Linked DNA regions of Homo sapiens: region 2 is linked to region 1. A link is a loop called in an ENCODE intact Hi-C map of the cell type or tissue named here. Cell type or tissue: ovary. All regions are shown on one strand. Links, peaks and the distances in the headings refer to the core of each region. The heading gives the core; the rest is flanking DNA. Region 1 has its middle 99 kb from the start of RUNX2-AS1. Region 2 has its middle 39 kb from the start of RUNX2-AS1.

Region 1 (15,209 bases), core at 2,360-10,359:
AATACAGAATGGACATGGGGTACTAATCAAATGTGTATTGAGGGGAATCTATTAGGAATACTGTAAACTTTCAAAAATATAAACCGACATAAATGCATGGAAGTCATTGTTCTTTTATGTATGGATTAATGTACTTGCATAGTAATTCACAATGATATTTTATGTGAAATATCTTTATTTGTTCTAAGCAGTTTCTTCAAATAAGGATAAAATAGGCTCTAGAGTGTAGTATTAAGAATTACAATGGGCCAGGCATGGTGGCTCACACCTGTAATCCCAGCACTTTGGGAGGCCAAGGCAGGTGGATCACCTGAGGTCGGGAGTTCAAGACCAGCCTCACCAACATGGAGAAACTTAATCTCTACTAAAAAAACAAAATTAACTGGGTGTGGTGGCAAATGCCTGTAATCCCAGCTACCCGGGAGGCTGAGACAGGAGAATCCCTTGAACCCAGGAGGCGGAGGTTGCAGTGAGCTGAGACCGCACCATTGCAATCCAGCCTGGGCATCACAGTGAGACTCTGTCACAAATAAAAAAAAGAAGAAAATGAATTACAATGAACTGCAAGTAAAAGAATTAAAAAAAAAAAAAAAAAAAACAGTGGCATAATTAGTTGAGAAGTCTTATTTTTTTCACATGTAGCTAGAAGTGAAAAAGGAGGCAGCCCATGGCTGGTACTGTAGTCATACCATCAGAGACCCAAGCTCTTTCTGCTTTCCTCTCAATCATTCTCAGCTTGTGCTGGCTCCTTGGGGCCATAATATTTTCCAGCATCAGATTTTTATTCCAGAAAGGAAGAAGGAGAAGGGCAAAAGGACTCCCCATCCTCCTTCAAGGAACTACTCAATATTTCACTTGCTTCTCATTGGCCAAAGGAATGTCACATGACAACTCCTTTCTACAAAGGAAGCCAGAGAATGTAGGTTTTTAGCTGGGCATGTGGTTCTGGCAGTAAGAAAAAGCAGGAGAGTGGATATTGGGTAGACACCTAACAATGTTCAGATGTATTTGTGACAAGTTGATTGAAACAAGGGGAAAAGGAGTGATTAAAAAAAAAAAAAAAGCATATGAGGCAATTCCCTAAATCAGTCATCTACTTCCACAATAATGCTCCCTCGCAGTAAAAAAACCTCAGGGACATGCAACAGTAAACATCTAGGGTCAGCTGGAGGTCAGCTAAGTGGCTCTGCTAATTTTGGCTGGGCTTACTCATATGTGTGAGAGTCGGCTGGCAGTTGGCTGATCTAGACTGGCTTTGACTGGAGCAACAGAGATGGCTCAGCTCTGCTGCTCAGTTTCTCTTCCTCCAGCCGGCTAGCTTGAGCGTGTTGTCATGGCAATGGCAGATACACAAGACAGCAAAAGGAAACACACACAGTCTCTGAAGTTCTATATGTGGAACTGATACTTACACTTTACCTTGTTGGCCAAAACAGGTCCATGATTAGGCTCAGAAACAGCATTGGACAGCAATACAGATGTGTATGGTGAAGGACATAGATACAGGAGGGATGAATAATTAGGGTCATTTCTACACTCTGCCATATCCCCTCTCTATAGATTCTTAGACCTAGTAGCTAAAAGAGGCATTAAGTGGTTAAAAAGGATTCTCTAGAAAGCAGAGTTTATCACATTCACATTCACTCAAAGATCTGCTGTTTAAAGAGTCATGTCCCAGCAGTATGATTGCATGTTTTAAAATTATAAAAATAATATCCTAGATATTTAGAACACCAACACCACGTTTTTGGGAATAACACCCTAAAGGAAGAATTTTCTTTAGATTATTAAAACTTTACAATATTGTTTCCAATTTTTTATTTTGATAAAATACACATAACTTAAAATTTAACCTCTTAAAGATTTTTCAGGGTGTATAGTTCCAGTGGTTTTAATACCTTCATTCATAATGTTGTATAAATATCACCACCACCCATCTTCAGAACTTTTTCCATCTTGTAAAATTGGAATTATTTACCCATTAAACAATAACTCTCAATTGCCCCCATCCCCTGGCAACCACCATCTCTATTATTTTGAATAGTAATTGGCAGATTTAGATTAGATCTAGTAATTTTATACTCAAATAATTACCTCATATAAGTGGAATCATACAGTATTTGTCTTTTTGTGACTGTCTTATTTAACTTAGCATAATGTCCTCAAGGTTCATCCATGTTGTATCCTGTGTGAGAATTTCCTTCCTTTTTAAGGCTGAATAATTTTCCATTGAATGTACATACCATTTTGTTTATTCATTCTTCTGTAGAGGAACACTTGGGTTGTGTCTGCATTTTAGCTATCATGAACAATGCTGCTATGAACATAAGTGTACAAATATCTCTTTGAGATCTTTCTTTCAATTCTTTTTGGTATAGACCTATTAGGTTGGTGCAAAAGTAATCGTGGATTTTGCTATTTCTTTTAATGGCAACAATCGCAATTACTTTTGCACCAACCTATAGATGCAAAATTGCTGAATCCTATGGTAATTCTATTCTTAATTTTTTGAAGAATCATCATACTGTTTTCCACAGTAGCTGTACCATTTTACATTCCCACCAACAGGGCACAAGAGTTCCAAATCCTGTGTATCCTCATTAATACTTGCTTTTTGCTATGGTGTTTTGATAGTAGCCATCCTATTTGGTGTGAGTGTTACCTCATTACGGTTTTGATTTGCGTTTCCCTAATGTTTGGTGATGTTGAGCCTCTTTTCATGTGTTTATTGGTTATTTGTATATTTTCTTAGGAGAAATGCCTTTTTTTTTTTTTTTTTTTGAGACTGAGTCTCACTCTGTCACCCAGGCTGGAGTGCAGTGGTGCGATATCGGCTCACTACAAACTCCACCTCCCAGGTTCATGCCATTCTCCCACCTCAGCCTCCCGAGTAGCTGGGACTACAGGTGCCCACCACCACGCACAGCTAATTTTGTTTTTGTATATTTAATAGAGACGGGGTTTCACCATATTAGCCAGGATTGTTGCAATCTCCTGACCTCATGATCCGCCCACCTCAGCCTCCCAAAGTGCTGGGATTACAGGTGTGAGCCACCACACTTGGCCCAGAAATGCCCATTTTTAAATTAGGCTCTTTGTTTTTGAATTTTAGTTCTTTATATATGCTGGATATTAATCCCTTATCAGATGCATGATTTATACATATCTGCTCGCATTCTGAGAGTTACCTTTTTACTTTGTTGATGATCACATTATTTCTTACAGCTAATTTTGAGGGTGGATTGTCTTCCCAGAAAATGGGGAGAAATAATGTCTCAATTTTTTAAAGGTAGAAGACCCAGGATGAATAAAGTTTCAGGTCTAAGAGGAAAAATATAAATTCTTAAGCTATAGAAATGGTCCTTCACCTGATTTTGTACCTCACAGTAATGTAAAACTGAACCTGTTTCAAAGCCACCTTTTCTGTACAGTGCTGCTATTGTGCTGTGGGTGGTACAAATTTAGCCAACCCTACAAAATCCACTTCCCTAGACACATTCTGCAAGGTTTCTGTGACCGCTAGTGGTAAAGCACCACAATGGTGCTCATCAGTCAAACATCACTGCCGGTAGTCTCATTCCTCCTGGAGGCACACACTGAAAGAGAGAACTTTTCCTCTGGGGTCCTGTGCTTATGTGTTCATGGTCTTGTAAGTCACAGCAAAGAGAGAGAAAAACACAGGAGAAAATGAAAATGTCCACAGGAAACAGCCAACTGTACAGAGACAGTGCTTTGGGAAAACCTAAATGGGACTTTATTTCTTTACAGGGGGAAAGAACAAGAATGCAGTCAGCTCAGGTTTATACCAGGATAAAGTGAAATGGGTGGAAAGATGTGTGAGTTCTACCTTAGGTAAGTTGGCACCCCTCAGTTTCCCCAAATGAGCAGGTGGAACTGGGTGAGCCTGCGGTTCCTTCCAGTCTTTATAGTCTGTGTTTGGGGAAAACCAGGAGGCCACCAGCACAGAATATTTGCGTGGGGCCATGTGTGTGTCCTCCCCAAAGGGGAGAAGATAGCAGGGAAGCTCAGCGTCGGGGTGACCAGGAAATAGTGAGAGCTCCCAGCCCAGGAGAGCAGGCCCCTAACAACGAGCCCTTATGAGGGGCAGGTACATGTACACAGTGTGTCCCTGAAATGAGCTGTCAAAAGGAGGGGAAAGAGTACCCTGAGGGTGTGTTTTGGAGAGGAGAGTGGTAGAGAAGGGGGATTCAGAAAACAAACTTTGCTTTGGAACTCCAGAGGAATAAGGACAGGGAATGCCCTCCAAGTACACGTGGACAACATTCACAGCAGATACCCTCAGCTCCCAGATCCAAAGAGGGTAACCATGTCCAACAGGGATGACCAGGTGGCATTTCTAAACCTCATGTGCAGTTCTAAGAGGAGACTCCATTTTTTTTTTTTTTTTTTTTTTTTTTTGAGACGAAGTCTCACTCTATCGCCCAGGCTGGAGTGCAGTGGCATGATCTCGGCTCACTGAAACCTCTGCTGCCTGGGTTCAAGCAATTCTCCTGCTTCAACCTCCCGAGTAGCTGGGATTACAGGTGTCTGCCACCATGCCAGGCTAATTTTTGTATTTTTAGTAGAGATGGGGTTTCACCATCTTGACCAGGCTGGTCTTGAACACCTGACCTCATGATCCACCCGCCTCAGCCTCCCAAAGTGCTAGGATTACAGGTGAGAATCCATTATTATATTTAATATTTCAATGCAGGGACTCAGAGCCCTTAAACTGCTTGGACCTAAAAAACCATTCATGGACCACACATGACCTGATCACTCTTGTTCCCTTCCTGTATCTGTGACACAGACAACAAATGCCATCACTTCTCGGCCACAGGTGGAGACCCTGGCCAAGGATACATGACCAAGGATACACGACAGAGCTACAGATCAGTCCTGAACAGAAATGCAACAGAACAGCCTCTTGTTTCCTCAGCCACACTTCTAGACCGAATTTCCTGCCCTGAAATGCTGTCCACAGCCAGGCCAAGGAGCGGAAAAGAGAAGCCTTTTAAAATTAGCATACTAGCATATGGGGCGGTGGGAGGAGGGGGATGAAAAGAAGGATCTTGGAAGAGCTCCAGCTATTTTATTCCTGTTTTTTCATTCCAGTTTGGAGATCTGGGACACATTGATTCACAACTTTATAGTTCTTATTCAGCATTGATTTATGGGCTGACCAATCTGGGCCTAATCAGTCAGAGAAGGATTGGGGTTTTTTTGTCCAATAATGTTATATTTATGAGTCCATGAAGTGCACCGTGGCTGCAGCCCTGCCTGGAGTCAATAGAACAGAACTTCTAAGATCTCAGAGAAGGGGGTTCCCAGACCATTTTCTGCCCCCATATCATGCTTAAAGCTCCACTGTACATTAGAGGCCCCTGGTGTCATCTCACATTTAAACTCCAAACGGCTTGCCTGTAAATCTTCAACAACTGTGAACAGCTATGACAGTCTCGAATGTCCGTGGTTCTGTGCATCTGTCACTCTTATTTTCTTCTTTCCTTCTCTGACTGTGGAAGTAACTAACCCGCAGCTGGATGCTCACTGGATATTTCACAGCTGCGGAGACCAGGGCAGCGTTTGTTCACTCAGAGAAGCCCAGCCAGGGCTGTGCGGAGTTCAGCGGGTTATCATGTGCTTCCGGCTTGATCTGTGGTTATTCTGGTTCAGTGACTATAAAGAAATGAGCAGCCTGGCTAGACAGGAACTAGTTGAGAAGCCTGTCGTGGAGGGGAGGAAACAGAAATACTCAGATTGCAAGCATCTTTATGTTTTTCTTTGACGGGAAAGACATTTTCCCTGTCACACTCTTGGCAGCTGTCTGTTCTCAGCCTTCAACTCTGGTTAGCCCCAGCCGAGTCATTTATTTGCAGGACACCTCAGGCAACAGTGTCCCTGCCTCCCTGCCCTACCGTGGGTACCAGCAGTAAATGTCCATCACCAGCCTCGGCTCCCTAATTCACCTGACAAAGGATTCCACTGCTTGATTTATCCTGAGGAGAGAAAAATTCAGCAACAGCAAGAAACTTAGAAAAGCCATAGGCATCTGACAGACGAAGGAAGAAAGCTGCCAATTCTGCATTTCAGAGTCTGAGCCTATGAAGCCAACCAGATCTACCTATAAAGAGGGAGTCTTGAATGTCCTAGGAAGACTGCCAACCATTACTGGGTGAACAATCAGACAGGTCATCAAGTCAGGGATTGGCAAACTTTTTCTGGAAAGGGTCACATGGTTAAGTATTTCCAGCTTTGAGGTTACATACAGTCACTGTCACATCTTATTTTTTCACTACGACTTAAAAATGTAGGCTGGGCACGGTGGCTCACGCCTGTAATCCCAGCACTTTGGGAGGCTGAGGCAGGCAGATTACGAGGTCAGGAGATCGAGACCATTCTGGCTAACACAGTGAAACCCCATCTCCACTAAAAATACAAAAAAAAAAAAATTAGCTGGGCGTGGTGGCGGGTGCCTGTAATCCCAGCTACTTGGGAGGCTGAGGCAGGAGAATGGCGTGAACCTGGGAGGTGGAGCTTGCAGTGAGCCAAGATTGCGCCACTGTACTCCAGCCTGGACGACAGAGCGAGACTCCATCTCAAAAAAAAAAAGTAAAAGTCATTCTCAGTTCACAAGCTGTACAAGAGTAAGTCACTGGTCGTGGTTTGCTCACCACCCCTCACCCCAACCCGTGGTTTAGACAAACTAAAATTGTTTTTTATTTTAAATTTTGTATCCACTCCCACTGTGCATACATGCATGTGCATGAGCGTGTGGCCTGACAGCTCCAGGCAGTCCCAACGCGCCACACCTCACCTTCCTAGGGTAGAAGTAACACTGGGTAACTCACTCCAGAGAGCCAAGACGCGCTATAGCAGAAAGAACACAGGCTTCAGGAGACATGAGGATTCCTCCCAGCTCAGTGCTGCATCTGTTCTGTGCCCTGAGCCCGTCTCTTGCCCTTTGTGACCTTCCGAGATCCATTTGCAGGGTGAAGGGGGTCAGGCCAGATGATGTCCAAGCTCCCTCCCAAAAGCGATATTTCCTGTAGGCATCCCAAACCCATTTAGGACCAAATGAGGATGTCAGAGAAAGGAATGGATACAAATGTCTTCTATTTGTTCACTCTAGCTCAAAGCACAGCCAATTTTGAGGTGACCACCCCCCACATCAGAAAACCCCCTTTGGGAACAGAGTGGCTGGCACAAGCTCTGCTCAGAGAGACCTGGGAGGAATGCTTGTCAGCCTGGGGGTGCCAGCCACCCCTGCCATGCTCACCATGGAAACAAGCCGTGCGGCCCACACACCAGGCCAAGAATCTGGGCAGCTTGAAGGAGCCATGCCATTGTGGGCAGACACCGAGGCTCCCAGAAAACAAGCAAAGGCGAGGCCTGGAAGCTGTAGAGGAGACAGGTCATCATGACCTTCCCTCCCGGGCCACTGCCAGACTGGCCAGCAGACAGGTCTTCATCTCCATCCAGGCAGCCCAGGCATCCCTCAGGAAGTAAGAGACGGAGCTCACCGCTGCCAGCGTGGGCCCAGGGACTGCTCCCTCCATCAGCAAGTATTGGGTACCAGCTACACGCCTAGATGGTGTTGGGCATTATAGGGACAGGGTGGACAGGATACCGTGCCTGCTCTGGAAGGAATGGCTGGGTCGGAGAATTAACACCCTCCAGTGACCACGTGGGCAGCAGAAACTGTACCTTGTGCATTTTGAAAGAAGAAGCTGGAGCTGAGAGCCTTGAAAGATGTTCCTGGTGTCTCTCAGCAGGGGCTTTGCACGTGTACTTTATGGAAATGGTTTGAGCCCACGGGGCATCCTGCCAGCCACATCCATGAATGCAAAGGTTAGAGTCACCATGCTTGAGCAAAGGAGTAGTGGAGACCTTGCTTTGTAGGAGGCTTAGTAATAATTTGGTAGCAAGGGGAGGAGCCAAGGTGGCCGAATAGGAACAGCTCCGGTCTACAGCTCCCAGGGTGAGCTGTAGAAGACGGGTGATTTCTGCATTTCCATCTGAGGTACCGGGTGCATCTCACTAGGGAGTGCCAGACAGTGAGTGCAGGCCAGTGGGTGTGCGCACCGTGCGCGAGCCGAAGCAGGGCGAGGCATTGCCTCACCTGGGAAGCGCAAGGGGCCAGGGAGTTCCCTTTCCGAGTCAAAGAAAGGGGTGACGGACGCACCTGGAAAATCGGGTCACTCCCACCCGAATATTGCGCTTTTCAGACCGGCTTAAAAAACGGCGCACCAGGAGACTATATCCCACACCTGGCTCGGAGGGTCCTACGCCCACGGAGTCTCACTGATTGCTAGCACAGCAGTCTGAGATCAAACTGCAAGGCGGCAGCTAGGCTGGGGGAGGGGCGCCCGCCATTGCCCAGGCTTGCTTAGGTAAACAAAGCAGCCGGGAAGTTCGAACTGGGTGGAGCCCACCACAGCTCAAGGAGGCCTGCCTGCCACTGTAGGCCCCACCTCTGGGGGCAGGTCACAGACAAACAAAAAGACAGCAGTAACCTCTGCAGACTTAAATGTCCCTGTCTGACAGCTTTGAAGAGAGCAGTGGTTCTCCCAGCACACAGCTGGAGATCTGAGAACCGGCAGACTGCCTCCTCAAGTGGGTCCCTGACCCCTGACCCCCGAGCAGCCTAACTGGGAGGCACCCCCCAGCAGGGGCACACTGACACCTCACATGGCAGGGTACTCCAACAGACCTGCAGCTGAGGGTGCTGTCTGTTAGAAGGAAAACTAACAAACAGAAAGGACATCCACACCGAAAACTCATCTGTACATCACCATCATCAAAGACCAAAAGTAGATAAAACCACAAAGATGGGGAAAAAACAGAACAGAAAAACTGGAAACTCTAAAACGCAGAGTGTCTCTCCTCCTCCAAAGGAACGCAGTTCCTCACCAGCAACGGAACAAAGCTGGATGGAGAATGATTTTGACGAGCTGAGAGAAGAAGGCTTCAGACGATCAAATTACTCTGAGCTACGGGAGGACATTCAAACCAAAGGCAAAGAAGTTGAAAACTTTGAAAAAAATTTAGAAGAATGTATAACTAGAATAACCAATACAGAGAAGTGCTTAAAGGAGCTGATGGAGCTGAAAACCAAGGCTCGAGAACTACGTGAAGAATGCAGAAGCCTCGGGAGCCGATGCGATCAACTGGAAGAAAGGGTATCAGCAATGGAAGATGAAATGAATGAAATGAAGTGAGAAGGGAAGTTTAGAGAAAAAAGAATAAAAAGAAATGAGCAAAGCCTCCAAGAAATATGGGACTATGTGAAAAGACCAAATCTACGTCTGATTGGTGTACCTGAAAGTGATGGGGAGAATGGAACCAAGTTGGAAAACACTCTGCAGGATATTATCCAGGAGAACTTCCCCAATCTAGCAAGGCAGGCCAACGTTCAGATTCAGGAAATACAGAGAACACCACAAAGATACTCCTCGAGAAGAGCAACTCCAAGACACATAATTGTCAGATTCACCAAAGTTGAAATGAAGGAAAAAATGTTAAGGGCAGCCAGAGAGAAAGGTCGGGTTACCCTCAAAGGAAAGCCCATCAGACTAACAGCGGATCTCTCGGCAGAAACCCTACAAGCCAGAAGAGAGTGGGGGCCAATATTCAACATTCTTAAAGAAAAGAATTTTCAACCCAGAATTTCATATCCAGCCAAACTAAGCTTCATAAGTGAAGGAGAAATAAAATACTTTACATACAAGCAAATGCTGAGAGTTTTTGTCACCACCAGGCCTGCCCTAAAAGAGCTCCTGAAGGAAGCGCTAAACATGGAAAGGAACAACCGGTACCAGCCGCTGCAAAATCATGCCAAAATGTAAAGACCATCGAGACTAGGAAGAAACTGCATCAACTAACGAGCAAAATCACCAGCTAACATCATAATGACAGGATCAAATTCACACATAACATTATTAACTTTAAATGTAAATGGACTAAATTCTCCAATTAAAAGACACAGACTGGCAAATTGGATAAAGAGTCAAGATCCATCAGTGTGCTGTATTCAGGAAACACATCTCACGTGCAGAGACACACATAGGCTCAAAATAAAAGGATGGAGGAAGAACTACCAAGCAAATGGAAAACAAAAAAAGGCAGGGGTTGCAATCCTAGTCTCTGATAAAACAGACTTTAAACCAACAAAGATCAAAAGAGACAAAGAAGGCCATTACATCATGGTAAAGGGATCAATTCAACAAGAAGAGCTAACTATCCTAAATATATATGCACCCAATACAGGAGCACCCAGATTCATAAAGCAAGTCCTGAGTGACCTACAAAGAGACTTAGACTCCCACACATTAATAATGGGAGACTTTAACACCCCACTGTCAACATTAGACAGATCAACGAGACAGAAAGTCAACAAGGATACCCAGGAATTGAACTCAGCTCTGCACCAAGCGGACCTAATAGACATCTACAGAACTCTCCACCCCAAATCAACAGAATATACATTTTTTTCAGGACCACACCACACCTATTCCAAAATTGACCACATACTTGGAAGTAAAGCTCTCCTCAGCAAATGTAAAAGAACAGAAATTATAACAAACTATCTCTCAGACCACAGTGCAATCAAACTAGAACTCAAGATTAAGAATCCCACTCAAAGCCGCTCAACTACATGGAAACTGAACAATCTGCTCCTGAATGACTACTGGGTACATAACGAAATGAAGGCAGAAATAAAGATGTTCTTTGAAACCAATGAGAACAAAGACACAACATACCAGAATCTCTGGGACACATTCAAAGCAGTGTGTAGAGGGAAATTTATAGCACTATATGCCCACAAGAGAAAGCAGGAAAGATCCAAAATTGACACCCTAACATCACAATTAAAAGAACTAGAAAAGCAAGAGCAAACACATTCAAAAGCTAGCAGAAGGCAAGAAATAACTAAAATCAGAGCAGAACTGAAGGAAATAGAGACACAAAAAACCCTTCAAAAAATCAATGAATCCAGGAGCTGGTTTTTTGAAAGGATCAACAAAACTGATAGACCGCTAGCAAGACTAATAAAGAAAAAAAGAGAGAAGAATCAAATAGACACAATAAAAAATGATAAAGGGGATATCACCACCAATCCCACAGAAATACAAACTACCATCAGAGAATACTACAAACACCTCTACTCAAATAAACTAGAAAATCTAGAAGAAATGGATAAATTCCTCGACACATACACTCTCCCAAGACTAAACCAGGAAGAAGTTGAATCTCTGAATAGACCAATAACAGGAGCTGAAATTGTGGCAATAATCAATAGTTTACCAACCAAAAAGAGTCCAGGACCAGATGGATTCACAGCCGAATTCTACCAGAGGTACAAGGAGGAACTGGTACCATTCCTTCTGAAACTATTCCAATCAATAGAAAAAGAGGGAATCCTCCCTAACTCATTTTATGAGGCCAGCATCATTCTGATACCAAAGCCGGGCAGAGACACCACCAAAAAAGAGAATTTTAGACCAATATCCTTGATGAACATTGATGCAAAAATCCTCAATAAAATACTGGCAAACCGAATCCAGCAGCATATCAAAAAGCTTATCCACCATGATCAAGTGGGCTTCATCCCTGGGATGCAAGGCTTGTTCAATATACGCAAATCAATAAATGTAATCCAGCATATAAACAGAGCCAAAGACAAAAACCACATGATTATCTCAATAGATGCAGAAAAAGCCTTTGACAAAATTCAACAACGCTTCATGCTAAAAATGCTCAATAAATTAGGTATTGATGGGACATATTTCAAAATAATAAGAGCTATCTATGACAAACCCACAGCCAATATCATACTGAATGGGCAAAAACTGGAAGCATTCCCTTTGAAAACTGGCACAAGACAGGGATGCCCTCTCTCACCACTCCTATTCAACATAGTGTTGGAAGTTCTGGCCAGGGCAATTAGGCAGGAGAAGGAAATAAAGGGTATTCAATTAGGAAAAGAGGAAGTCAAATTGTCCCTGTTTGCAGACGACATGATTGTATATCTAGAAAACCCCATCGTCTCAGCCCAAAATCTCCTTAAGCTGAAAAGCAACTTCAGCAAAGTCTCAGGATACAAAATCAATGTACAAAAATCACAAGCATTCTTATACACCAATAACAGACAAACAGAGAGCCAAATCATGAGTGAACTCCCATTCACAATTGCTTCAAAGAGAATAAAATACCTAGGAATCCAACTTACAAGGGATGTGAAGGACCTCTTCAAGGAGAACTACAAACCACTGCTCAAGGAAATAAAAGAGGATACAAACAAATGGAAGAACATTCCATGCTCATGGGTAGGAAGAATCAATATCGTGAAAATGGCCATACTGCCCAAGGTAATTTACAGATTCAATGCCATCCCCATCAAGCTACCAATGACTTTCTTCACAGAATTGGAAAAAACTACTTTAAAGTTCATATGGAACCAAAAAAGAGCCCGCATTGCCAAATCAATCCTAAGCCAAAAGAACAAAGCTGGAGGCATCACACTACCTGACTTCAAACTATACTACAAGGCTACAGTAACCAAAACAGCATGGTACTGGTACCAAAACAGAGATATAGATCAATGGAACAGAACAGAGCCCTCAGAAATAACTCCGCATATCTGCAACTATCTGATCTTCGACAAACCTGAGAAAAACAAGCAATGGGGAAAGGATTCCCTATTTAATAAATGGTGCTGGGAAAACTGGCTAGCCATATGTAGGAAGCTGAAACTGGATCCCTTCCTTACACCTTATACAAAAATCAATTCAAGATGGATTAAAGATTTAAACGTTAGACCTAAAACCATAAAAACCCTAGAAGAAAACCTAGGCATTACCATTCAGGACATAGGCATGGGCAAGGACTTCATGTCCAAAACACCAAAAGCAATGGCAACAAAAGACAAAATTGACAAATGGGATCTAATTAAACTAAAGAGCTTCTGCACAGCAAAAGAAACTACCATCAGAGTGAACAGGCAACCTACAAAATGGGAGAAAATTTTCGCAACCTACTCATCTGACAAAGGGCTAATATCCAGAATCTACAATGAACTCAAACAAATTTACAAGAATAAAACAAACAACCCCATCAAAAAGTGGGTGAAGGACATGAACAGACACTTCTCAAAAGACGACATTTATGCAGCCAAAAAACACATGAAAAAATGCTCATCATCACTGGCCATCAGAGAAATGCAAATCAAAACCACTGTGAGATACCATCTCACACCAGTTAGAATGGCAATCATTAAAAAGTGAGGAAACAACAGGTGCTGGAGAGGATGCGGAGAAATAGGAACACTTTTACACTGTTGGTGGGACTGTAAACTGGTTCAACCATTGTGGAAGTCAGTGTGGCGATTCCTCAGGGATCTAGAACTAGAAATACCATTTGACCCAGCCATCCCATTACTGGGTATATACCCAAATGACTATAAAGCATGCTGCTACAAAGACACATGCACATGTATGTTTATTGCGGCATTATTCACAACAGCAAAGACTTGGAACCAACCCAGATGTCCAACAATGATAGACTGGATTAAGAAAATGTGGCACATATACACCATGGAATACTATGCAGCCATAAAAAATGATGAGTTCATGTCCTTTGTAGGGACATGGATGAAATTGGAAATCATCATTCTCAGTAAACTATCGCAAGAACAAAAAACCAAACACCACATATTCTCACTCATAGGTGGGAATTGAACATTGAGATCACATGGACACAGGAAGGGGAATATCATACTCTGGGGACTGTGGTGGGGTGGGGGGAGGGGGGAGGGATAGCATTGGGAGATATACCTAATGCCAGATGACGAGTTAGTGGGTGTAGCGCACCAGCATGGCACATGTATACATATGTAACTAACCTGCACAAGGTGCACATGTACCCTAAAACTTAAAGTATAATAAAAAAAAAAGCTTCACAATTATAAAAAAAAATAATAATAATGATAATTTGGTAGCAAATGCCCTTGGACCTTGGGATACTAATACAGTCACCATAGAGACCTATAGAAATCCTTGCATTTTCTAGTTCTCATGCAGAGTTGGTTGTTGAAGTCAGATGATCTAAGGGGACGAGAGAGGAGGGTGATAACATACAGTAACAGCCAAGTCACCTTGTACATGGAACGTGATTAATCACATTGACCTTAAAGGGCCTAGGAGCCACTGGTGCTTCAGAGCCATCACGTTGGACAGCCCACCGGCTTCTCTCCTCCTCTTTCCTGCACCTTGTCCTCTCCTTCAGCACCTCCTTTCTCCCTCCCCACACGACACTGATGCTGTGGCTGATGGGGGATGAGGGTATTGGTAAGGTTCCTTGTTTTCCAGCTTTCTGCTCTAGTTTCCTGGCATTTTCTTATTTTTCAGAGACCTAGTGCTTCCAGAGAGCAACTTTGCTGCCACCCGGCGGGAGACCCACTAGCCAAAGGCGGCTCAACAGTTCCAGGGCTTTGACCTGCTACCAAGAGGAAGTCTAACGGGAGAGGCAGCCCCAGGTGGTGGTACAGCCAGAGCCCTGGAGACAAACAGATCCTGTCTCCGTTCGGTACCAGCTATGTGACCATGGGCAAGTCACTTGACCTTTTTGTGCCTCAGTTTCCTGATCAGTGAAATGGGAGTGATAGGCCCTACCTCCTAACCTTGCACACAGGGTTACTGAAAGGAATAAATGAGATCCTATATGTAGAGCACATAGCACAAGGCCAGGACCTGATAGGAACCCAATAAACACTTGTGCAGATGTCCTTTTGGTAAAGGAAGACGGCCAAGGGCCAGTCCCTGGGAGGTATGTGGCTATGATTAGAACGTCTGTGTCTCCAAAATCCATATATTGGAACCTAAGACTCCATGTGATAGTATTAAGAGGTGGGGCCTTCTGGGAAGTGATTAAGCCATGAGGGCTCTGCCCTTATAATGGGCTAGAGGGAATTGGCAAGATGTTTCTCCTTGTGCCCTTTCACCTTCTGCCATGTGAGGATGCAACAAGGGGTGTCATCTTGGAAGGAGAGACTAAGTCCTTACCAGACACTGAACATGCAGGTTCCTCGATCTTCCCAGCCCCCAGAACTGTGAGGAAATAAATTTCTGTTGTTTATAAATTGCCCAGTCTCAGGTATTTTGTTATAGCAGCACAAAAATATTAAGACTTATCTGCCTTATGGGCAGGCT
Region 2 (15,209 bases), core at 3,044-11,043, 60 kb after region 1:
GGTTGAGTGGGTGGGTTTTCTTCTTAAGCCATAACTTGAGATTCTTATCACAATGATAATGATGGGGGCTCTCAGCTAGGGCAACTTACTAAACTACTAGGGCTTAAAGAAGTTTGTGTGAAAGAAAAATGATCTAACAAAACATGTTTTTTGAATTATTCCATAGAGTTCTTTTCTGAAGAATTAATTTTAAAAAATCCGAAGTCCTTACAATGGCTTAAATGTTCTATATGATCTAACCCCTTCTGTGACCTCATCTCCTGACACTCTTCCCCTGCTCCTCCTCAATCACTGCCAAGCTCACACTCTCTTTAACTTGCCTTATCCTGTTTCCAGAAAATTCTCCCCAGATATCCACATGGCTTGCCCTTTCACTTCATTTAGGTCTCTGTCCAAATGTCACCTCATCTGAGAACCCTTCTTAACCATACTATTCACAAGAAAACCCTAACAATCTTTTCCTTTTACCGTGTTTTATTTTCTTCATAGCACATAGTACCATCTGAAACTCTAATAATAGCACTTGCATACTAATAATGGCACTTTGGTACCACCTTACATCCTGATGCACTTAGTACCACATAGCACTTAGTACCACCTTACATGCTAATAATAGCAGTTAGTACCACCTTATATGTGTTGACACATCTAGTACCACATAGCATTTAGTACCATGTGCTGATTGGGGACATTTTAAATTTTCTTATGTTCATCTTAGTATCCATATACTAAGTGCCTGGTACATGGTAGAGACCCAAAAACTATTTCTTGAATTAATGAATGAATGACATTGTTGAGTGGATGGATGAATGAATGAGTGGGGATGCAGTTAAGTGGCACAACCATTAAGCTAATGTTGGCTCCAGAATGTGACTCTCTTAGAGAAAGCTGTGTGGTAGTAATCCTACATGTTTTGTTTTATGAAAGAAAGTATAAAATAGAAGATTTGCCCATGACTTTAATCCATTTTGTATTCCTATTTGGTTCTAAAAACATAAATCCCCCTTTCAATTCATTGCTTTGTGTAGAAGAGCCCTGGATCCATTTGAGAAGAGCTGGATTCAATCCTGATTCAGTCATTTCCAGGTACATGATCTTGGATGAGACATGTGACTGGCCTGAATCTGAATTTCCTCATTGGTAAAATGAAGCTAAAATAACTTCTTTCTCAAAGGCTGTTGAGAATTAAATGACATGCTATATACAAAGGCACTTGGAATTGTAAAATATGATGTAAATGTGGATGGTAGACGGTAATGCTTTCTCACAAAATATGGAAAGTGTTCTCCTTTTGAAAAGTAGATACTTGATGAATTAGAAGGAAGTAGAGACTGCAGTCAGGACTATCTCTAGAGCATTATTTTTTGAAACTGTGGGACTTTACCTCTTAGTGGGTCATAAAATCAATTTGATTTAAAACCAATTATTTTTGGCCGGGTGCAGTGGCTCACGCCTATAATCCCAGCACTTTGGGAGGCCGAGGCAGGCGGATCACGAGTTCAGGGGATCAAGACCATCCTGGCCAACATGGCGAAACCCTGTCTCTACTAAAATACAAAAAAAATTAGCCAGGCATGGTGGCATGTGCCTGTAGTCCCAGCTACTTGGGAGGCTGAGGCAGGGGAATCGCTTGAACCCAGGAGGTGGAGGTTGCAGTGAGCTGAGATCATGCCACTGCACTCCAGCCTGGGCAACAGAGCAAGACTCCATCTGAAAAAAAAAAAACACAAAAAACACTATTTTTTTGCAGTAAGTGAGAAAAGAATAGAAAACATCAAGATATTTCATAAAATCTTTAATGTTGTGGATGCGTTTCTAATGTCATAATTTAGTAATGAAGTAAATTTGTCACTGTGGATCATGGTTAAAAGGTTTGAAAACTACTACTTCAAAAGAATCTATTATTACAGTGTTAATTTTGGTCACCAAAGCCTGAACTAGATTGGAAGTATGAGAAAATACTCACACCATTTTTCCACTGCTCTCACTCCACAATGATCAACACAGAAGACTTCTGTGACCAAATGCATGAGGATTTTTCTTCACATACCAAGCAAGCCATCAATTTTGCAGTGGACAGTGGCTGGGTGTCCTCTAATTTAATTCAGTTCTGACACTATCTATCTGGAGATAGCATCAGATCCCATACGTTGAGGACTCAGTCCCATAAGACTGTCCACCTTTCAGATGCCTGTTGCAAATTCAGGCCTCTGGAACTTCTGATCGACTGACTTCAAGTTGGAGTTCCCGTGACTCCCAGTTTTGGCTTGATTAGTTTGCTAGAGTGGCTCACAGAACTCAGTGAAACACTTACATTTACTGGTTTATTATAAAGGATATTACAAAGGATACAGATGAAGAAATGTGTACTGCAAGGTATGAGGGACATGGAGCTTCCATGCCCTCCCTGAGCATGCCACCATTCAGGGACTTCCACATGTTCCAATATCCCAGAAGCTCCCCAAACCTTGTCCTTTTGGGTTTTTATAAAGGCTTCATTGTACAGGCATGATTGATCAAACCATTGGCCACTGGTGATCAACTTCACCTTCAACCCCTCTCCCCGGAGGTGTGGGGGTTGGGCTGGTCACCAGAAAGACCAAGGGTCCCAACCCTCTAATCATGCCTTTGTCTTTCTGGTGACCAGCCCCCATCCTCAAGCTAACTAGGGGTTGCCAGCTATTGGTCAATCATTAGCATACAAAGATTTATCGCTTTAGAGATGCTAAGGATTTTAGGAGTTTTATGCCAGGAAACGGTAGAAGACTAAATATATATTTCACAATATCACAATGAAAGAAAGAAGAACAATAATAACTATTATTATTAGCTCATATTATTATTATTATATAATCATCATAATAAGTCTATGTGGTAAGTTGTCTCTTACCCTAGTTTTTAAGAGGGTTAAAACAGGTCCAAGGTCACACAGCAAATAAGTAGCAGAGCCTGGTTCCAACCCAACTTTTATTTTTTGTTTCTCTCTCTACTCCAGATCCTACAGTCCTATCACTAGACTATCTGCTTCACCTCTGAAAGAATTGAAGAAGGTGGGAAGCCAAGGAAAGAAAAGGTCAATATTGACATCAAGGCTTCAGTGCTGAGTAACTGAAAGAATCCCTGTACAAATGTCCAAAGTGGGCACATCAGCAGAGTGAGTTGGTTTGAGCAGGGGAATGGGAAAAACCTGAATTTAAAATGATGGATTGACACCCAACTATCTAATTTTCAAGTCAAAAGAGAACCTCAAGCCCTTGGTAGACATCACTGGCATTTCAGAAGACCCAAAACCCCTCTGGGTTTGTGTATCTTGGGATCAGAACCAACACTTGTGTAAAGGAGCACTTTCTACACCCCAGAGTGGCTGCAAGTGCTTGTGAACGGCAGCGCCCACCTCAGCATGGCGCCAACATCCTAGTAACACATTTGGTTTGTGAAGGCCATCAGCCCTTCCCTGTTTGCACACCTTCTTGCCTCCTCCAAATTGTAGTCTTCCACTCAGAGGTCAAAGAACATGCTAAAAAGTCATTTCCTGTTTTGCAGCTGCAGTCTCTGAAGGCCTCTCAAATCTCCTCCAACCCTGTCCCTTGCCAGGTTGAAAAGAATGCAGTGAACCCATCACTTGCCTTTATAATCAGATCTTCTACATAGCTCATCTAAATTTCTCTCATGACAATGTGAGCCCCAGTGCTTTCAGAAGTTGTGGGCACCAGATGGGCTGTGGCCTTCTGAGTAAGCGCTGACCAAGGGCAACCACAGGCTAACCATCTGAACTGAAAGTTAATCTTATGAGAACAGTGAACATTAAGGCTTACATGTCAGTGAGGAGTTAACAACATGGCAAAAACACATTACACATTATTACACCGACACTGGTGTGAAGAGACTTAAGCTGTGGGTTCTGGAGTCAGAAAAATAAACAACAAGAACAAAATATGTAAATGGCTGAGCTGTCAACCTAGGCTGCTCTGTAACATTTATGATTAGTCTTTATGGTAGGTCGATTTGTGGTCCCCGGAAAGATATCCATGCCCTACTTCCAAGAACCTGTGGATGTTACCTTAAATGGCAAAAAATAACTGCAAATCTTAAGGATTCTTGAGATGGGGAGATTATCCTGCATTACCTGGGTGGGCCCTGCGTGTAATCACACGTCCCTAAGTATAATCACACATGTCCTGTAAGACAGAGGCAGAAGAGATTTGACACACACAGAAGAGAAGAAGGCGATGTGATCGCAGAGGCAGAGACGGGAATGATGTGGTCAAAGCCAAAGAATGACAGCAGCCACCCGGAGCTGGAAGAGACAAGGAACAGATTCTCCCCGGGAGCCTCCGGAGAGCGTGTGGTTATGCTGACACCTGGATTTCAGCAGAGGGATGCTGATGTCAGACTTCTGGCCTCCAAAACTATGAGGAATACATTTCTACTGTTCAAGCCACTGTTTGTGTAATTCGTTATGGCAGCCATAGGAAACTAATACAGTCTGGAACATAGAGATGTGAAAATGCCAAGCACAATAATGGTATTAGCAGATACAAATAAACAAACAGCGCTGGTAATCAAGCCCAATGTTCTTCTCTGTAGGCATTTACCCCAGAGGGCATCTGAGATGAAGAAATGTTTGTTTCTTCCCTGCATGCCTTTCTTCATCTCTGTCCTCCTTCATATGCCTTCTATTTTCTCATCCCCCTTTAAAAAAAAATCTAGTATGTAAGGCATAGAAAAAGGAGCACCAGCTTTGGAGCCTCACTTCAAATTCCACTACTGCCTATTCACTGAGAAAACTTAGGCTAGTCCTGTGACCTCTCTCAGTTTTCCCGTCTGCAAGTGGGGACAATGCCACCTACTTTTTAGGGTTTTTGTGAAAAGCAAAGGAGATAAACCATGTAAATCTTGATACAGTCGGTTTATATCATGTACTCATTTACCTTGCAAATTGAACTTTCCATATTTGTTGGGGGCATTGGAGAGAAAATTAGAGAAAAATAGAATTAGCAAAATAAATAAGCAGTGCTGGTAATTAAGCCCAGTGTTTGTCTCTATAGGCATTTACCCCAGAGGACATATAAGATGAATAATATAATCTACTGTTTCATCTGTGACTTCAGGCCTCAGGTGCTTCTGCTGAGTGCAAGTCCAACATTCAAAGATATATTTCTCATATAGCATGGTTTCTAAACACAAGACAACTTTTTCATCTGATACTTTACATGGTGCCTTCTATGGTATTTTTGCCAATAATTTTAGCATGCGTGGTGTGCACTGCATAGCTGACTGCAGAAGGTGGACCCAGGCACAATGCGGCTCCACTGTAGTGCCTGGTCATTATCCTTCTGCACAGGTATGCCCTGAGCTTACCCAAACCCCTCATTCCCACACTGAGCTAACTCTTACCAAGCTCCCACAAGCACCAAAGGCTACTGGCCTACTGGTCTTTCAGCAGCCATGGAGCTCTGGAACAATTATCCTGCTTGTATCTTATCTTCAGTCCATAAATTTAATGCAAGTTGCAAAGGTGCCACCAAGGGGCCTAATGATCCCCAAAAGTTTGGGAAATGTAGAAAGCACTAAAAATTCATGAGATCCATCAAATACCAAGTTATCTCAATAACTTTCTGGCCCTCAGCAATTTCCTCAAAAAAAAAAAAAATGACCTGCATATTTAGAGAACAGTGGTCTTCCTACAGTGTTCTCCCACCACTTCAAAAGTGATTTTTAAAATTGCGGCAGAACTTATTGCTAAACAGCCACATCCACATCCAACAGCTTTTTGGGAGGTTATAAAACAAACAGGCAGCTCTTTTGGAGTCATAACATAGCAAAAACCTAGTCATACCACTGAAAAGAGGAAACCTGAAATTTGCCCTACCAGTCTTAAAATGGGAATCTCTCAGGGAAAAGAAAAAGGGGAGGGGGAAGCTTTCTGGCTTCTTTAAATATCTTCCTGTATTTAATTTCACAGAAAACCAAGCTTCTGGCCCTACCATGCCTTCAGCCTTCTCATTACCTCCAGCAATTTACATTGCATCTTTTTTGAACTCTGAGTTCCCGGACAGAGTTGAATGTGGTGTGGCAAATTAGTGAATCATAAAAATTAGAGCTGGAAAAGGCTTCTGGGGTCATAGGGTTATCCTCTGCCAATTCTAGATGGTTCTCTGTGGTTTATTCCTGAGTGCTTTGTTCAAACTGGTTTTAAGTCAACAATACATCTCACAGGGAGGGGAGAAAGCGAATAATAACAAAAAAGTCTGTTGCCCTTCCGTTTCCCTAGCCAGCCCAATCCAGGAGAGGGAAGCCTAGGGCCACTGACTGGAGAAAGAGGGATGAATCATGGGATATGAGGGCTGGAAGGGACTTCAGAAGGTATCTAGTCCAACATTAAATTTTACAAAGAAGGAAGGGAGGTTCAGGGAGTTTAATGCACAGTGCCACAAGGATTACTTGAGACCTATGTCAATGAAAGCAGGGCCTGGCACATCAAAGGAACTTGACAAATATTGGTTCCATTTCCCTCATCAGATCATCTTCTGCCTTTGTATTGGAGTTTGTTGTTTACACACATTAAATGATATCTTGTGAATTCCTTGAGGGTGGGGACTCTATTTTATTTATGTCTCCCACAGCACCTAGATCTGTGCCTTGCATAGAAAGAATGGCTCAGGAGATGCTAGTCATGTTGAATTATGTTTCAACAAAAATGGTCTCTATTCCTTACACAGATCTCACTAGCTTATATCCATGTTTGTGCTTGCCCCCATCTCCCAGATCTTGGAATAATGGCTGTACATTACAGGAAGTGGGGTTTAGGGTCAACGTGAGCAGGACCTTCCATGGACTACACCTGAAAGGAATTGGGCTGCCACGGCAGGTATCAGGCAGAGCTGAACACTTGGGCAGAGACAAAAAGGAGGGGACATGGGCATCCAAATTAGGTTAGAGTATTGACCTCTGAGGTCCCATTCCACCTTCAAGTTTTTAGACCCTGTGATATAAAAGAGCTTTATTTCCAAATGCACATAAGGTTTCAACTAGTTGAATCCCTTAAAAGTCAAAGCCCTCTCAAGACAGATCCCCACAGTCTCTCACCCTTATAAATCAAAGACATCAAAATATGACTCCAACTGTGAGCAAGGGGTAAGAAGGGTCCCCAAAGTTTTCTCCCAAATGCACCTCTTGATCTAGCTTAGAGACTTCAAAAGTTATCCTCTTAATACACTTTTTAAAACCTCATTTAACATAGTCAAAAGTGGAATTAGTTCTGTGAGTTAGTTTGGCAGAGAGACGAAATCACATCAAATCCATATTCATTATAGACATCCCAAATGTCAACTATGAGGATGGATGGGAGCTCTTGTGTAGGAGGAAGAGTAGCTCAAGAGAAACACTCCAGGGTTTACAGAGATCTGCCTTTTGCCTTCCTGTTTCACCTCCTTTTAATTGATTCATCCCCAAACACTGGAAGACTCATCCATTCCAACCAAAACTCTTTCATTCTTAATACCTCTCTTCCTACTTTTAGCACTAGCCAGTTATGTCTAAATGTGCCCTTGAAGACATTTGAAAATTCTTATATGTTGTTTTAAATTTTAACTTTTTTAAAACAGGGAGTGTCATTGTAGAAAAATTAGAAAATGCAGGTAAGCAAAAGAAAACCCTCACCTTCTAGAGAGAATTCTATGAATATCTAACATGTAAGTTTTCAAGCCTTCTTTCTCCTCCTATCCTCTAGAACAATGGGAAAGAGGGTAGTTAGAGAATAACTGTATAACCTAGACCAGTGGTCCCCAACCTTTTTGGCACCAGGGACCAGTTTCATGGACAACAATTTTTCCACAGACAGAGCTGAGTGGGGAGCATGAGATTCTCATAAAGAGCGCACAACCTACATCCCTCACATGGGCAGTTCACAATAGGGTTCGGGATCCTATGAGAATCTAATGCTGACAGTAATCCAACAGGAGGTGGAGCTCAGGCAGGGATGCTCACTCACCTCCTGCTGTGCAGCCTGGTTCCTAACAGGCCATGACCAATACTGGTCCGTGGCCCAGGGCTTAGGGATTCATGACCTAGACCACACTGAGAGTCGGCTGTACCTGCTAGCTCTTGACTTCACTCTTGAACTCTGAATGTGGAATAGTCCAGAGTAGAGGTGAATGGAAAAAAAAACTACAGGAACAATGCAGGCTGTTTTACACAAAAGCATCCTCTTGTGAGTGGGGACAGGGAAAAGGGACAGGGATAGGATTTATTCAGACTTTCAATCACTGTAATCATAACAACCATTTATTCAACATTTATAATGTGTCAGGCATCCCTCATCTCAATGAGTTCACACCTCCTGGAGCTTTCCTAGGGGTGTGCTGGTGAAGGGTTAGCATCTGGCAAATCTTGGATGAAAGCCCTGGCTTTTAGCATTTACCATTTCCTGTGGTGTAAATACCCCTACCAATTTCAAGCTATGACACCAAGTCGGGAAGAGATGCTCAAGAGTATGAAATCATATAGTATTTCCACCATTCAGATGGAATAGCCATCAATAACCTCAAAAGCATAGATAATAGTGAAATGCAGTAACAGAATTTGGATATGGTGAGTTTTGAATATTTTGTATGTTTTCAATATAATTTGTTCAGTGGAAAGTTTGTATAACTTAATTCTTATTAATGTCTGTATTTAACAACTGGCTTGCAAAATTCCTGAAAAGTTTAAGCTTTTGTGGAGCCAGCATCAGCCAACTCCATTGCACCACTGAGCCCTCCTCATCACCTCTTACTCATCTTGCTGTGTAAATACAACCTGACTCATGAGCTTTTGTTTTACCTGAACTTAGGTTTTGTTTTTATGTTTTTGTTTTCCTTTTTGTAGAGAACCGAGTCTCACTATATTGCCCAGGCAGGTCTCGAACTCCTGGGCTCAAGCTATCCTCTGCCTCCCTAAGAGCTGGGATTACAGGCCTGAGCCACCATGCCCAGCAGATTTTGTTTTAATCTTTTCCATCTTCAAGATGTTTTGCTTCTCCTCCCCCTCCTCTGATTTTGGCTTTCTGCAACAGGAGAGGTTATGGTGGAGAAGAGAAGCTGATGTCCAGAGGGAAGGACTTTCCCATTCAATAAAGATTTTAAGAAAGGGGAAGTGTTAAAGCAAGAAATGTGATGCGTGATTAAAAGTGGTGCTCTCCAATACGGCAGCCACTAGCCACAAGTTGTTGCTGAGCACTTAAAGTGTGGGTAGTTTCAATTGAGATGTGCTATAACTATAAACCACACACCAGATTTTTGAAGGCTTAGTTCAAAAATATATAAAATATCTAATGAATAATTTTATATCAACTAATTATGAAGATGATAATATTTTATATATGCTGAGTTTAAAAATATATTATAAAATTAATTTCATCTGCTTATTTTTACTTTTTAAAATACATTGACCGGGTGAGGTGGCTCACATCTGTAATCCCAGCACTTTGGAAGTCCAAGGCAGAAGGATCATTTGAGCCCAGGAGTTCAGCCTGGGCAACATACGGAGACCCCGTCTCTACAAAAAATAAAAAATTAGCCAGGCATGGCGGTGCATGCCTGTGGTCCCAGTTACTTGGGAGGCTGAGGTGGGAGGATCACTTGAGCCCAGGAGGTCGAGGCTACAGTGAACCATAATTATGCCGCTGCACTCCAGCCTGAGCAACAGAGTGAAACCCTGTCTCAAAAAAACAAGTAAATAAAAAATAAAATACATCTACTAGAAAATTTTAAATTATATATATGGCTTACATTTGCTTTCTACTGAACAGCACTGCTATGGAGAGTTAACAGAGATCAAGGGACTTTTGCTAGAGACGGCATTTTTGATGATTTAATCCCACGTTTCTCAAGCTGGAGGCGTGGTTTCTGAAACTTGCTGGCTTGGTGGGAAGGTTTATTCCCATAGAGTCTTTCAGGAACTCAGGCTGACCCTGATTTATTTAGTGCTGACGATTGGGTGCACTGTGAACAAGAACCAGCATGTGCTGGCGCAGCACTAACAGAACACTGCTGCTCGTTCACGCCATCTGACTTCCTCACTGCATTACTGTCCCTAAAACCAGCAGCACTAAACTGCATCTAATGAGAAACTCCTGAAAACAGCTGGAGTCAAGTTATATCCCCGAGCTGTTATTAAACACGTGCCATGTGCTGGCCCTGAGCTGGGGCTATGACAGAGTAGGGTTCAAGCTTACAAAAGAAATAGCCCCACAAATACATGGCCAATTGATTTCTGAAATAGGTGCAAAAGCTTTTTAGAGGAGAAAGGAAATTCTTCCCCATAAATGTTGCTGGAACAATTAGATACTCACATGCCAAAAAATGGAATTCCATCCATTCTTCAAACCATATACTAAAATTAACTCAAAATGGCTTATAGACCTAAAACTTTAAAACTTTTGAAGAAAAAAATGGGAAAAATACTTGTGATTTTGTGGTTAGGCAAAGATTTCTTAGATATGATACCAAAAGCACATCCATACAAGAAGAAAAATTATAAATTGGACTTTATCAAAATTAAGAAATTTTGCTCTTCAAAAGATACCATTACAAAATGGATAAAACAAGCCACAGACTAGAAGGAAATATCTGTAAGTCACATAGCTGATTTGAAAAAAAGACCTGTGTCTAGAATATACAAAGAACTCTCAGAACTAAATGATAACAAAGCAAACAACCCAATATGAAATTGGGCAAATGATTTTAAAAGACACCTCACCAAAGAAGATACACAGATGAAAAGGTGCCAGTCCTTATTAGGAAAATGTACATTAAGGACACAATGCAACTTAAAATCATAATCAGATACCACTAACTATTAGATACTTATTAGCATGTCTAAAATTAAAAAGACTGACCATAACAAGTGTTGACAAGGATATGGAGGAACTGAAGCTCTCATACAATGCTGGGTGGGAAGGTACAATAGTACAACCACTTTGAAAAGTAGTTTGACACTTTCTTAAAAAGTTAAATACAAAAAAATACACAACTACCACATAATTCATTCCACTTGTAGGTATTTACCTAAGAAAGATGCAAGTGTATGTCCACAGAAAGACTTGTACATGAATGCTGATTGCAGCTTCGTTTGTAATAGCCCAAAACTGAAAACGACCAAAGTGTTTGTCAATGGGTGAATGAATAAACAGGTGTCAAATACCTGTCCAGTGGAATAATACTCAGCAGTAAAGAGGAATGAACTATATAGATGTAACAACATAGTTGAATCTCTGAATAATTACACTGAGTGAAAGAAGCCAGACCAAAAAATAATACTTATTCTGTGATTCCAGTTATATAAAATCCTAGAAAAGGCAAACTAATCTATAGTGACAGAAAGCAGATCAGTGATTGTTTAGGGATGAAGGAGGAATCAAGGAGGACCAGGAGGGAGAAATTATAAAAGGCCACAAGGAACCCTTTTGGGGTGATGGATATGTTCATTAGCTTGATTGTGGTGATGGTTTCAAGGGTAGATATACATGTCAAAACTTTTTAAATTGTACACATTAAAAATTTGTAGTTTATTGTAAATTATACTTCAAAAAAGTATAAAGCATAGCCCCTCTCCTTGGGGAGCTTTCAATAGACAGTGTATAATCAAGATTCACCATGGCTTTCCCTGTATTTATGGAGATTGTGGGAGGGAGTCTCATGCCTGCCTCTCCCCCACCTCCCCCATTAAGCACTGCTGCTGCAGCAAAGACTCTGCTAAGAATCCTAACAAGTAAACAAGAGTGAATCCATTTAGAATCTGGTCCCATCTGGCCCAAGCCAGGGCCAGACCCCAATAACCTTCCCACCTCTCATGCCCCATTCCCATGTGGACTCCGTCTTGCTTCCTTGTCCGAGTGCCCAGTGAGGAGCTCTATTCTCAGCTACTCAGGTTGAAAAATTCGTGCTTAAAAAATACTTGTGCTATTTCTTTCAAAAAGACCTGGATTTTTTATAGACTGGCAGAATAAAAAAACTCAAAATGCTTCATGTCTAGAAAGGACATTTCAGGCTCTGTTGAAGCTTGGGGGACCTTACCACCACATGGACAATCTCCTGCAATCACTTACCTTCTGCATGTGCATGGCACATGTTCAAAGTTGGAGACCTTTACCCTCTGGTTATTGGCCTGCTGGTAGAGGGAAGCCGAGCTAATCTCTCACCTCCCTTCTAATTCAACACTCAGAAAGGGCAGGTAGTAGAAGAGCCCTGGAGTCATTGCTGCCTGTTGGAAGCTCAGTCATGCTGGTCTCCACTGAAGTTGTACCTGCAATGGTGAGTTCCAGGCTGAGAAATGAGGGATAAACTCAGTGTCCTATGAAAACACATTTCAATGAGACTATGCCTGCCAACGGGTGGCTCGAGGTCTCCCTGCAGCAGAGTCCTTCTTCCCTCCAGGTAATAATACCTGGGCCAGGTTAGCTTTAGGTGGGGTTAGAGGACAACCTGGACCTTGTCTCAGAGCCACCTGCTTTCTAAGATGGCACAGATGGGCCCTGCAAGAGGGCCTCTTTAAAGTCCCCCTCACCCAGTGCTGGCTGAGCCCCAGGTCAGAATCCAGTCAGATAAACAAAGCAACAGTACTGTTTCTAGACAGGTTTTAATTCTTCTGTGATTCTTTGGAAAACTTAACATAGGATCAAGAAATCTCAGTTGGAGGAACAGTAGAAATATTCTAGCCTGACTGCCTTACTGACACATAAATCTCTACTCCATCGTACCTGAGAAGTGGCTGTCTATTCCTCACCTGAATGCTTCCTCTGACAGAGTTTTATTTTAAAACAAGCTCTAATTGTTAGAAACTTCTTCCTTATATGTACAGCTGTGAAAAAGAATGAGGAAGTTCTCTCTGTACTGATGTGGAAAAATCTCCAAGATATACTATCAAGTTAAAAAAAAAAAAAAGGCCAGGTGCTGAACAATATGTCTAATATACTAGCTTTGGAACTTAAAAAATAAGAAAAATAAGAATTGACGTTCACATTTGCATATATAATATATGCATTTTAAAACTCTGATAAAATACAGATGAAATATAAAAATAATGGTTGAATACTGGAGAAAGGGGAGAACTAAGCAGAGAAAAATGAGAGCTAAGACATTTGTGAAATTGATTGTATGCCAGCAACTGTTCTAAGTACTTTATGTGGATGTACTCATTTAATTCTCACAACGATCCTATTAGATAAGTACCATTATTATCCCCATTTTTCAGATGAGGAAGCTAAGGTTCAGAGAAGTTAAGTAACTTGCCAAAGGCCACACAGCTAAGAAGTAGCAGGACTGGGACAAACTGAGGCAGCACAGCTTTCAGAGACTACACTCTTAAGGACCATCACAAACTGTCCCTACTAGAGTACAAGGGTGGGAGGGAGGCTTTGTCCTGTATTTGTCTTTATGCTTTTTGTTAGTTAGGTTGGTTGGTTGGTTAGTTGGTTCATTATTTATGTATTTATTTATTTGGTTGGTTAGTTGGTGGGTTGGTTTGGTTGGTTGGTTGGGTTTTGAACCATGTGAATGTATGCTATATTTAATAAGAATTTCTCTGGCTGCTGTCAGGAGACAAGGTTAAAAGCTGGGGGACCAGTCTGAACAACCACAACAAAAAACTGCTTTCCTGCTTTTTTGTCATAGGTTGGTTCTCTGGGCAGCGATCAGATCCTGCTAAATGAACCCTTTCCAGGAAGGAAAAGAACATTTTCAAGTCTGTCTGCTGATCCCTGGATGCCCCAGGCTTTCATACTTGTCACCATGCTGGTTAGTCTTCCCCAGATACACCCTGGGACCTCATTGCCCTCTTAAGGTGGGGTCCCAAATCCAGCCCAGTTCTTCAGCACTAGTCTAGCCAATGTGACTATTACCTCCTTGTTTTGAGAACTGCATTTCTACTAATGCAGCCTGTTTGCACTTGGAGTTTCCAGAGTCCTCATTTCTGTGTTGCCATTAACTGCAACGTCCAACACTCACCCTCATGTGCTCCTGCCTATTCAGCTCCTCCCCATTCCTGACTGGTACAGTTGTTTCTGAGCCCATGACTGGGACATTAAATCTCTCCCCATTAAACTTTAGCTTGTTAGCCCATTTGATCTATTGTTCCAGCCTGGCTCAGTTGAATCCTGACACCATTTTCCAAAATAGTCAAGATCCTTCCCAGCCTCATGTAAGACAAGTATTAATTATTCCCATTTGGCTGTTAAGGACACTTAGCCCCAGAGAGGGGACATGCCTAACATCTCACAAATTGTGCCAGGGGAGGAACGAACCAAGGGCTCTTGACCTCCACTCAGTGCCTGTTCCAGGAAGTCCTGGTGTTGTACTAGGTCCACAGCCCGGGCCTGCCAGAAGAATTCCATCCTGCAGGCACTATGGCTCAGGACTGCATCCCAGGGTCCAGCACTGACACCTTCAATAGGAGCTGGACAAAGGGAGTGCACTAAGGCAGACTCATACTCAAGCTTCACAGGCAAGAAGGAAGGCCGTCATGTGCATGGCACATGTTCAAAGTTGGCTGGTGATTATAGCAGCTTAAAACATCATGTTCTAGATGAGTTGCTGGGGGTTTTCTGAAGCGTGTGCCGAAATCAGAGATGCCATGGGGATGACATCTTCCTTATCTGTGAAGTGATGTGATGTGGAGTTACTCAACGAGCAATCCCCAGAGACCACAAACCAAGAAACTGATCCAGGAATTCCACTCTTGTTCTTCCGCCAGATGTGCAGGTTGAAGTGTGTTTCCACACTCCACATGTCTTCTCTCCCAGAGACGAGGTCAGACAGCTATTTCAAAGATGGGTTAAAAAAAAAAAAAAAGGGAGGGCATTGCCTACCTAATCCACAGACTGGTCACATGTCTGATTTGGCAAAATGGGTGAACAAAGTGAAAACAGGGCAATTTCCCAGGATCCAATAATTTGTGGTCATGAAGACACCAGAAAACATGGCAGGGGAGACAGAGAACCACGACTGGGCTGATCCGCGTGCTCCGGGACCGCCATCTATGGGAAAAGCCAAGAAAGCAAAGCACAAGGAGCAACAGGTGCCTCCTAGAGAACTGAAAATGCCTTTGAGATGAGGTGATGCTGGGTTGAGGAGAAGTGAGCCAATCAGATTTGTTGAAAGCCAGCCCTCAGTAAAGGTCATGGCAGGACACACCTCAACATCTCAAATTAAGTCTCAGATGCCATCAGGAAC

The links. Hi-C counts contacts between places; a loop is a spot of excess contacts. Peaks named below come from ENCODE experiments on the same cell type or tissue, not always from the same donor. Only the 100,000 strongest peaks of a DNase experiment are listed, where the experiment ranks them.
Region 2: a loop joins it to region 1, with 6 times the contacts of the local background. A loop is called at or near these places in 2 of 110 quality-filtered maps.

What each region holds. Positions count from the first base shown.
Region 1 is chr6:45,668,121-45,683,329 of GRCh38, reverse strand. No RefSeq gene overlaps it. Among named protein-coding and RNA genes, the nearest start is that of RUNX2-AS1, 99 kb to the right of the region's middle. RefSeq lists enhancers at 1,399-1,448, 5,379-5,498, 5,509-5,568. In ovary, for the core only: no CTCF peak of the experiment used is centred there; a DNase peak (open chromatin) is centred at 5,608.
Region 2 is chr6:45,608,655-45,623,863 of GRCh38, reverse strand. No RefSeq gene overlaps it. Among named protein-coding and RNA genes, the nearest start is that of RUNX2-AS1, 39 kb to the right of the region's middle. In ovary, for the core only: no CTCF peak of the experiment used is centred there; a DNase peak (open chromatin) is centred at 10,013.